Linked DNA regions of Homo sapiens: region 1 is linked to region 2. Evidence: chromatin loops called from intact Hi-C (ENCODE). Cell type or tissue: CD4-positive, alpha-beta T cell. All regions are shown on one strand. Each heading gives the region's core, and the rest is flanking DNA. Links, peaks and the distances in the headings are about the cores only. Region 1 overlaps RERE (arginine-glutamic acid dipeptide repeats). Region 2 overlaps RERE (arginine-glutamic acid dipeptide repeats).

Region 1 (5,375 bases), core at 143-5,142, 260 kb after region 2:
AAGCTGCTGTTTGAGTTTCATGGGGAGACCAGGAATTTGGCTTTGAATGTGTTAAGCTTGATCAAGAAGCCTAGAAAATCACAGAGTCGAAGTTGGCAGAGGTCCAGGCTGGAGATAATAATTTAGTTTTTAAAGCCATGAGACTGAATGAGATCACCCAGGAAGTGAGTACAACTTTTTGACAAAACTTTTAAAACTCATGAGAACATTTATTGCTCACGCTTGAGTGCAGAGGATATTCAAAATAGACTTATGAGTTACACATTTCCAAAGGCAGTACCCTTAGGACTCCTTTTAAGTATATTCCTCTCAATCATTTCCTGATTAGAAGATTATACATCATCATTTCATCTTAAGTAAGAATATGTGGGCAGTTGCCAAAGCTCAAAAAATGGCAGCTTCACCTATTTAGCTGAAGGCCAGATTCCTCACAGTTTTTTGATCCTATTAGATTCCCCACTTAATCTAGGGGAAAGAATCAAAGCTTTCAGCAGAGCCAATATACAGAATTACTCTTCATTTTAGGTTACTTCAGCCTCTACAAACACCATCTTACCTCTTCAAAATGAAGCCAACACCACCCCCAAACATCTCACACTACTTCTCAAAACCAATTCAGACAAAGCACAAAAATTTCAGTCATACTCATGGTCCAAATCTCATTTAAGAGAACCACTTCCTGGCTGGATACAGCGGCTCATGCCTATAATCCCAGCACTGTGGGATAACAAAGTGGAGAAATCATTTGAGGCAAGGAGGCAATCATTTGAGACCAACCTGGGAAACACAGCAAGACCCCATCTTTACAAAAGAAAAATAAATTTAAAAATTAGCTATGCGTGGTGGTGCAGACCTGTAGTCCTAGCTACTTGGGAGGCTGAGGTGGGAGGTGGGAGGATTGTTTGAGGCCAAGAGTTCAAGGCTACAATGGGCTGTGATCACCACCACTGCACTCCAGCCTAGGGAACAGAGTGAGACCCTGTCTCTTAAAAAACAAAAAAAGAAAACCACTTCCTGTCAGTACTTAAGCTTAAGGAAGGGGCCCAGGACAGAACTGGGGATACTGGACTGAGAAGCCAAGATCCAAGTTCTTAGCACTGCCGCTTGCTGCACTGCCTTGGGCAAATCACTCTACCTGTCTGAGTCGCAGTTTCATTGCTGTAAAAGGGGACAAGACCTACCTATTTCACAATGCTGCTGTTGAGAATTACACAAGTATACTATATGTAAATTGTACTTATAGATTGCAAAGTGCTTTACAAATGTAAAATATCAATAATATGTATTTATTTCAGTCATGATTTACATCTACTATGGTAGATAATAAGCTATGGAAGATATAAAGGTAGCCAAAACACCCCTATCCTCAAGAAACTTAACTATTTGGGCGGGGGTAAAATCTATCCAGTTCCATGATTAAGAAACAAATCATGGAGAATTAACTACAAATGAAGAAAAAAATTAAAAATATTTCCTCTTGGGTCATGTAAAATTCACTTATCCATGGAAATCTGCCCCTCCCTCCTGAGTTCCCAATCCTCAAGCTCTACTCATCTCCATTGCTCAAGCCAGGCTATTTGTTAGGATGTTTGACTTTTGACTAAATACAGTGAGCGAAGTCCTCCAGTTAATTCTTCCTCACTCAACCACAGTAAGACATACTTATATTTTTCAAATGCCTGACCATACTCTAGGCATTTTTGCTTAGCACTTAGTCTACCAGACACATCCTGAACACCTCTGTAATGGACCCACTGCTCCAACTGAATCTTAGCTTACCTACTTCAAGCCATCATCATCCCTCATGCAGATGAATACAACTGCTTTCTAACAGATCTTTGTGACTACAAAACATTGTTTGCCTTAGCCTTCCTCCCATCTGTCCTCCAGTGCAGCCAGCCAGCCAGCATATCTGACGTCCCACCACTTTTTTTCATAATAGCTCAATTCAGATATAATTCACGTTCCATATGAATCACCATTTAAAGCATACAATTCATTTAAAGCATACAATGCCCACTATTCCTTTTCAAAGATTATGGGGCTGCCCCTTCACCTCTCCAGCCTCACCTCTCCCCTACTGCTTCCACCTCCACCCCTCCTGCATGCTCCTCCTGCTGCCTCAAGACACTCCTTCAGTCCCTAGAACCCAACTGCTGGGAATACTGTTCCCCGCCCCTTTGTCTGTGTACCTTCTACTGACCCTCAGAGTCTCCAGTGTTTCTGCTCTCCAATTCCAGGAGGCCTCCCAGACCTACCCAGAGTCCAGCCTTCTCTTTGCCCCCCAATCCTGCCTGTAAAATGGCCCTCATTGATCCCACTAGTGTTATCAGTTGTTAACTTACATCACTTCCCCACTAACTGCAAAGTCCACAAAGGCAAGGACCATGTCTACCATGTCATATTCCGTGAAGCAACTCCCACTCAAGCAATTTCCTCTCTGCAGCAAATTCAGGAGAGCATTTTCCTCATCATTATTTGATTATTCAGTAGCAGCTGACAGGGGCTGGCCACACACCCTCCTGGAAGGCCTCTTTTCCTTTCACTTTCTAGACACGATCCTCTCCAGGGCCTATCTAACTGCTCCCTCCACTTCTTATACTAGGCCAACCAGTGTAGAAGTTCTGTTGGGGCACTCCCTCTTTTCTCATCCTCTACTTTCTACCTGGCCAATCTCATATATAATGCGTTCATCACCAATCAGATACCAGGACACACAGGAGGATCCACACAAGTACATGTCTACCAGATCTCCCCTTCAGCTTCAGACACATGTGAAAACTGTTCACCTGGGGTCTCTTCTTGGATATCTCAAAGGTACCTCAACATGCCCAAACCAAAGGCATACTCTGCGTGCACCACCATGCCTGGCTAATTTTTAAAATTTTTTGTAGAGACAGGGTCTCATTTTGTTGCCCAGGCTAGTCTTGAACTCCTGGGCTCAAGCAATCCTCCTGTCTCCTCTCTTTAATCCCTACATCCCATCATCAACAAATTATCTCATTGTTACCTTATAAATTTCTCTCAAACTTATACCTCCAAACACCTCCAACATCACAAATCTTAGTTCAATCTACTAGTATGGCTTTCCTGGACCACTTGAATCAGGTTCTTGATTAGTCTCTTCAAATCCACTCCTCTGAACTCCTACAATTATTTTACTGTACTGCAGCCAGGGTGTTCCTTTAAAAAGGCTAATGACATTATGTCAATCCCCACTTTACAATACGTCAGTGACTCTTCACTTTGGTACATTAAAAATCCAAATCCTTATCATGATCTGCAAGGTGCTTATCCTTTTTTCGCTTCATCTCTCAGCACTGTCTTTCAGTCTACACCCAGCCACACTATCCCTCCCTCAGTTCCCAGAACACACCACACTCCTTCCTACCCAGAGTCCTTTGCTAAGGTTCTTCCTACCCTTTGTAATGCTCTTCGTCTGGCCTAGGTGCCTCCTACCCTTCCTTCAAGTCATAGCTCAACAGCAACGTCCTGAGGATAGCTTTCTTGTTCAAAACAGGTTAAATTCCCTTCATAGCATTTTCCACAACTGTAACTTTACATTTACTTGTGTGATTTGGTTAGCTTCTATCTCCACCTCCCAGCTAGAAGTTCCTTGAGGGACTGACCCTTGACTGTTTTTTGCCCTTTGCTGTATTTCCAATTCCTTAACTCACTGCCTGGCACAGAAAGAGGAATAATAAATTATTTCTTCTTCCTTCCCACCCTCTCACACATACGTTGGATCAGTAAAGAGGGCATTATGATGAGACTTGTGTTGGGGAAAGAAAATATTTCATGAATAAATAACTGAAGAGGTACTTGATTTGGTTCATAAACCATGAGTAGGATAAGGAGACGCAAAGAGAAGGCGAAAGACAGTCCAGGTGGGAGGAACTTCACTTAAGAGAGTGTTCAGTTAAATAGCAGCTACAGGGGAAAAAGAGCAGTACAAAGTAAATTTAAGTAGAGCAGGTGGAAGGGATAATGGAATGCCCCCAAAATAATAAAGCAGCCAACACTCACTGGGCACTTAATATGCACTAAGCACTTTACACATGTTAACTCATTTAATCTTCACTATAACAAAGGTGACAATGTAATTTATGATCCAAACTGGATACATCTGAGAGAGAAAAAAGACACAACAAATAACCATGCAGGAAAAACATATGAAAGCCAGGTCATATATCCTAGCTATACCCTTATTCAGTCAGTACTACTGTTATGTATATCTTATCAATGCAAAAGTAAGCACTGAGAGGCTGAGCAAGTTGACCAAACTCACACAACTATGTGTGAGACCTAGGATATGAACCCAAGCAGCTGACTCCAGAGCCTATATGCTTAACCACAAAGCCATCCTGCCTTAAATGACATGGCCTTAAAAGCCGAGTTATCCAATACAGTAGGTTAAGTGAAAAAGGTGCTGCCAGGCTACTGAGATGAAAAGAGCAGTCTAGGAACATTCATCTTATCTGGCAGTAGGAGATGTTTTCCACCAAGAGTTGTTAGTGTCGGCCAAACAAACTTACTTTCAAATCCATATTCTCTGAGAGCCTAAGTAAGGAACCGAGGTACCTCAAGTACTTTTGCCTGTGCCATTTCTGCATTTATTGTGTATCCAAAAAATGTGTTAGCATCCTCCTTTAGGAACACAAGGCAAGGAGACAGTCCACGTGTGGAAGACCTACATGAACATCTTACTCTGCTAGCCCTGCCTCCAAGAGAAGCAGCTGCAGCCAGCATGCAGCAGAAAACCAAACAGGCACCCTACAGCTGGGCGACTTGCTTCCAAAGGGAAATCAATTTTCCTTTCCTGTTGCCTTTCATATCAACATGCCTGGGAAAGAAGACGTAATGGCTTTTGCTCTGGAAAGGGAAATGTCACTCTAACACTTGTATTCACTGAATAAGAAGTAAGGCATTCTCATAAACAGTAACCTGATGTAGAGAATACTTCAAAATATGCCAGAGAATTGCAGATGAAGCTGCAAGATATCACTGAAATATGAAGTCAGCAGATCTGCAAACTCAGACAGAAATAAAACAGCTTTTTATCTGAAAGTTATGTGGTATTGAGAGTTTTTCCATGTTTTAAAGTTCTTCCACCTGACCCAAACCAACCACATAAGCAAAGAGCTACATATACCCCTGCACGATTCTCTACCTCTGAGGTTAATGAGTAAACTCAATCAATCCTGCTAAGAGTTTATATACTCATTCTCAGAATATACGGCTTATTTAAGGAACCTAAATAACTGCAATGGGATGCCCAGGTCAAATTCAAAGAGCAGCCTTTGTGGTATCAGAGCAGAAGGCAGCAAAAAATAAACCCTTTAATGAGGACTGGGTTTAATGCTGATAGTAGCACT
Region 2 (5,375 bases), core at 278-5,277:
AGTCAGATTAATATTTTCAAGAGAAGAAAGCAGTAATGCAACTTTTTTACTTTTTAAGGTGCATTTTTAGGAATAAAGGGGCAACAGGTCCGCAACTTACTCTCAAATGGTTCATGTGGGGGGAAAACCACACACGCACACACACAAAAGGAGGGTTAAATAATGTGATAAGATGTTAATATTTGGAGAATCTGGGTAAAGAATATATGGGAATGCTTTATACTCTTCTTGCAAATTCTTTAAGTTTGAAATTATTTTAAACCAAATGGTTTTTTAAAAAATTATGCATAGAATAACCCAAACTTTCTGAAAGTCAAGGGTTACACACAAAATAAATTTGTGTGTATCTGTATGTGTTTTTGGGAGAGGGAGAATAGTTCAGAATAATTAGAACACGTTGAGAATTTAGAATTCTCTTCCATTTAGTCCAGTGAGGATCTTAAAAAACCTAAGAAGTACTACGTACATATATAATTTTAGACCGCATTTTCAGCCCAGGCAAGAGTCAGAGCTCATACAACTTTGTGGAGGGTGAAAAGAACCCTGCCACAAATGTGCTACAGAGCCCGCATCATCTCCACAACAAAACACCCGACACCCGAGGTTCAAAAATCTACTTCATCAAAGATCAAGAATAACTCTGGTTAGAACTGTTAAATCAGTGGAAAGTTAATGAACATGGAGGATGAAGTCCAGAAAGTGCTGTCTGCAGTGTTTGGGGCAGGCATTCGCATTAGGAAACCCTCTGTGGTACAGGCTCTCTCAGTGGCCAACTATTTGGTGATCTGCACATTTTTAGCATAGAACCTTGAAATGATACAGCTGTGCTGGTCATTACGGAATTCTCTTTTTGTGTGACAGAATTGTGACAGGCTCCCAGGACCTAAACCCAGAAGGAAGCAGGACCATATTGCTGCCTAGAGAAGGGGATGGAGCAGATTCCAGGACACCGATGAAACAGAAGCTTCCATCACAGTGCTTTCTGCTACCTTATGAGACAGTTCGCATCTCAACAGCTCTAGGATACAAAGGAAGCACATACATTTATACTTTATAAGGTGGCCAAGGAATCCTACTGTGAACAAAGAATGTCTAAGATAATAAAATTCCACTTTTTTTTTCTATAAAAAGCAAATCTTGTCCCAGATGCAAGCACTTGCAACAGAAGCTCTGTGGGGGAAGCCTACCTCTCAAGGCCCTAGTTCTTGGCTCATCCCCACCCCATGACCTGGACAAGACCTGTGAGGGTGCCATTTTTAGTATCACCGTGCCTCAGTTTCTCCACCTGTGCATGTGGAATGATACTGGCAGCCCCCGTAGACTTATGGGGATGACTGCTGAGCTGATGTCTATAAAATGTTCTTAATGGCAAGGGCGAAAGAGCTATAAATACAAGGTCAAAGCAGCATTTAAAACCTTTTTAAAGCTGCAGCCACTTCTTTCTTTTGAAACAGAGAACCACAGGGAGGATCAAAGGCGTGCTGCTGTTAACTGCGGCTCTCAAGGCCTTGCCCTCCACCTGGCAGAAACCCTAGAGAGGTCTACCATGATTTTTACCTTGACTAACAAAATCTCAAGACAAGTTGTACAATGGTTTCCTGGAACATTCTGAGTAAAGAAATGGGAAACCAATACAGCTTACCTAGCTTGTTACCTTCTATGAACGCTGGCATTAAAAGTAAAAGGCAGCCTTGGGAGGAAGAAATGCAAACACAGAGGGAGAACATAGCTTCCCCTTGTCTCTCTCTGCCACAAAAGCCTGGCCAAAGTGACTCTACTAGGTTGAAGCAGCCTGCATAATAAAACGCTTAACCTTGGCTAAGTTAACCTCCTCAGCCATTAAAAAAAGGGAGGGTGGGGGAAGGGCTAGCAAAATCAAGCTTACGGGAAATAAACCTAATCAAAGCCGAGTAGTAACAAAGGGCACCAGAAACATTTCTACTGTATCACATCCCACAGGCTGGCCAAGAGCCCGGAATTTTCATTACAACTTTCAAAGAGAGCAAGAGGAGGAGGGAAAAAGATTTCACAAAAGCATTATCAAGGCCCCAACCCAGGATGCCCTGCTGTACAACCAAAATTTGTAAGAGGTCAGCCTTTCAGGGAGTCAAAAACCCAGCATGTGGAAACTGGCAGGCCTTTTATATAGTGGGAGGGGTTCTTAAAACGACTACTGTTTCGCACTGAAGTCTCTGAGCTTCACAGATCATTAAAGGTTTCTGAACCACAGAGAAAGGAGGGCAGAGTTAAGGAAATAAATCAAAAGTTCCTCTGGGACGCACAAATGCCTACTTGGAACAGGCTTTCAGCATGAATATCCTCCACATTAAACAACAGGGAGGACTTTTCAAAATAAAAGCAGAAAAGAGATTCATTTTGTTACAAGCAATGCACTTTTTCCTTTTGGTGTAAAGGTTATGTGTGCTATAAAAAATGACTCCTGCCGTGAGTGCTGCGGGGAGGTGGAGGCTGGGCTTGGGGCAGGAGGTGGTGGTGGTCAAAGAAAACAAGTAGAAGTGAATACAACGCCTGAGAATGCTGTGTTTGGGGGTCCCCCAAACAAGTCTAAATGTCCCGCAATGATTTGGGGGTAGGATGTGAGGTAGGAGAATGGTATCAGAAAGGAATTTCTTCTACATTTATTCCTTGCCATCCTTGCCCAAGAACTGAAATCATTTCCCCACAGCCAGAAAGAACTGTCTTCTTTGTGGGTGTGCAACACACACAGTTGCAGATCTGGGGAAAAGAGACTGTGCCGTTTTGAAGGCAGAGCCTCACACTTCTTAAGGAAATATCAGTTGTCTCAAAACCAGCAGAGGGAGTACAACGTTTGAGAAGAGGAATGGCCAACCCGATTGCTGAGGATTCATGTTTAGCCCCGACAATGGTTGTAAAGCTGAGCTATCTACCATAACTTCTGCCCTTGCTCTCCTGTCACCCAGCAATAGTAAACAGAAAGAAAAGCTATACTACCTACTCAGATGGAATTAGCTTGTTCTAACAACCGCATGAGGCAGCAGAGAGAAAAGGAGAACTGTCCACACTTCTGTCGGGACACAGTTCCTGTGAGCAGCACTGTTTTGGGGAGAGGAATAGAAGCAGGGGGAAGGCTCAATGAAAAGCAGAAAGTCCAATTTGGACTGACAGCAAATCCCAAAGCAATGATTTTACCTTAAAATCCAGGGCTCCTAGGCCAGTCTGTGAACAGCTCATTTCCAGAATTTTTGTTTATGAGAGGGCAAAATGGAGAACTCTGTCTTTCAAGCTTTTCTTTCAACAGATGATTTGAAACAAAAGCAGCACACTCATGAAGGCGTATGTCTGCTAAATGGTTGCTATCTTAATCTTTAGCCACAGTTTATCAAAACATGTAGGAATGGGTTGAGAAATTAACTGGTGCTAAGATTATCAGCATGGACAAGTTCCTGGGGAGGGCCTGGCGACATGATCAAAGCTAATGGTCCCTCTCCCAGGAGCAAAGAGCCTACTATTTCATGCATGATGATGTTGGGCTCTGGCACTGGAAATCTTTGCTCAGGTCCATTCTAAGTGTCGAAATGGTGTAATTAATGGTTAGCCTGGGTATGCACTATTCAATCAGGCAATTTTTTTTTTTTTTTTTTTTTTTTTTTTACTAAATCCGAACATTAATGCTTTCTCATTGTGGGAAATGAGAGCTGGGATAAAGACATGCTCAACTCAACAGAACAAACACAACCTATATGTGACTTTATGTTAGTCTAGGAACTGTGCACTGATGCACACCCAGGAGGCACTAAGTTAACACACATGCATGCATACCTGCCTGCCTGCTGGGTAAGGAGGGCTGGGCAGGGGAGGGGGGCCGCCCTGGCTGGGGGACACGGCTGGGGCCATTGTTGCCACTTTCTCCTCTTTGTAGACATCAATTTTTACAAAGGGCCGAATGATAAAGGTCCACAAGACCTCACCCAGAACGGCTGTTGCAGGAAGCAGAGGCCTGAGCAGCCTATAGCCAGAAGCCCAGGCAGGGGGTGTGCCAACTACACAGGCCCACATGAAGAGCCTCCATGAGGAAGACGTTATGGCAAGAATCCTCTAAGTCTCCAAGGGACGAGATCAGAACAATGTATGGAAGGTGAAGTGATACAGATTTCAGCTTAATAAAAGGAAGGCGGCCCGAAAAATGGAACTGTTCAAAACCACAATGGCTTCATTTAATGGGTTCGATGTCCCCAGTCTGCAGGAATGCTGTAGAAGATTCAGGTAGTGAGAAATACCTCAACAGACAAGAAAGCTACTTCAAGGACTTCCTTCGGCAAGGCCTTTCAAACAAGTTTTAACATTGAAAACACCCATCCTTCAAAGAGCTTGAAGCCCCAAGTGTCCATCTTCCAGGATGCACAAGACTCCCCAAGCCTTCATCCTCCCATTACTATTTAATATCCACACTACATTGTTCGGCACTTGGTTTCCCTCCAGTATGCACCGTGGCAGCCAGTAAGACACCCCCAGGGAGCACAACCGCAGCTCACTATTTTTCTCCCCATGCTCAATAAGTTCAGTAAGTGCTTGATGATTGACTAGCATCAGGAATAAACTAGGAGCATTTTACATTCACACTATCTAGTTAAACATTCCAAATGACAGATTTCCAGAAAAATGTTGCAACAAATGTAAGTATTTATAGACATGCCTGGTAAGGTATGTAGCATTTGGAGAAATAATAACTAGAACAGAGTACTGTACAAAAGAAAATGGTACACTTTTGTATGAGTCTAAGATATATTGGACAAATGGGTATTCCTATTGGTAAACATGGACATCTTAATAAAAATACAAAATTACTACATAAAGAAGCATTACATCCTTCAACTCATCTGGTGGCCATAAAATGGAGAGAGGCACATGGACTTTTCTCCTGAGTCACCTGATAGATTTACAAGATCAAAAGAAATAAGGGCTTCAAGTCTTTTTTTTTTTTTTTTTAAAGAGATGGGGTCTTGCTAGCTTGCTCGGGCTGAACTAAAGATATCCTCCTGCCTCAGCCTCCCAGGTAGTTGGAACTATAGTAGGAGTATCTACCCTGCCCTGCTAGAACTTCAAGTTTTGATGGGCAAATCCACCCCAGAGGACAGGACAAATGCCAGTATTCTGGTTAATAGCCCCAGATGAGCCAGCTTCCCACCCATCTCCCGTAAGGTGGCAGACACATAAGGGAAGCCACCTTGGACCTTTCAGGTCAACCCATCTACCAGGTGATACTACAGAGTGAGCTTTGGATACATGACATGGAAACAAATGGCCAGCTGAGTCCCACCTAAATTCCTGATCTACAAAATTATTAAAACTATAATATTTATAGTTTTAAGCCAGTAAATTACATATACTAAAAG

What was found. A loop is a pair of places that touch in the nucleus more often than their neighbours do. Peaks named below come from ENCODE experiments on the same cell type or tissue, not always from the same donor. Only the 100,000 strongest peaks of a DNase experiment are listed, where the experiment ranks them.
Region 1: it touches region 2 in a loop (2.2-fold over the local background); 5 of 110 quality-filtered maps call a loop at or near these places.

The regions. Positions count from the first base shown.
Region 1 is chr1:8,661,712-8,667,086 of GRCh38, forward strand. The region is part of intron 1 of RERE (arginine-glutamic acid dipeptide repeats); the gene reads right to left. Among named protein-coding and RNA genes, the nearest start is that of RERE, 150 kb to the right of the region's middle. RefSeq lists an enhancer at 2,710-2,759. In CD4-positive, alpha-beta T cell, for the core only: no CTCF peak of the experiment used is centred there; a DNase peak (open chromatin) is centred at 2,510.
Region 2 is chr1:8,406,367-8,411,741 of GRCh38, forward strand. The region is part of intron 12 of RERE (arginine-glutamic acid dipeptide repeats); the gene reads right to left. Among named protein-coding and RNA genes, the nearest start is that of RERE-AS1, 16 kb to the right of the region's middle. In CD4-positive, alpha-beta T cell, for the core only: a CTCF peak has its summit at 2,809; DNase peaks (open chromatin) are centred at 1,495 and 2,885; H3K27ac peaks cover 2,204 bases.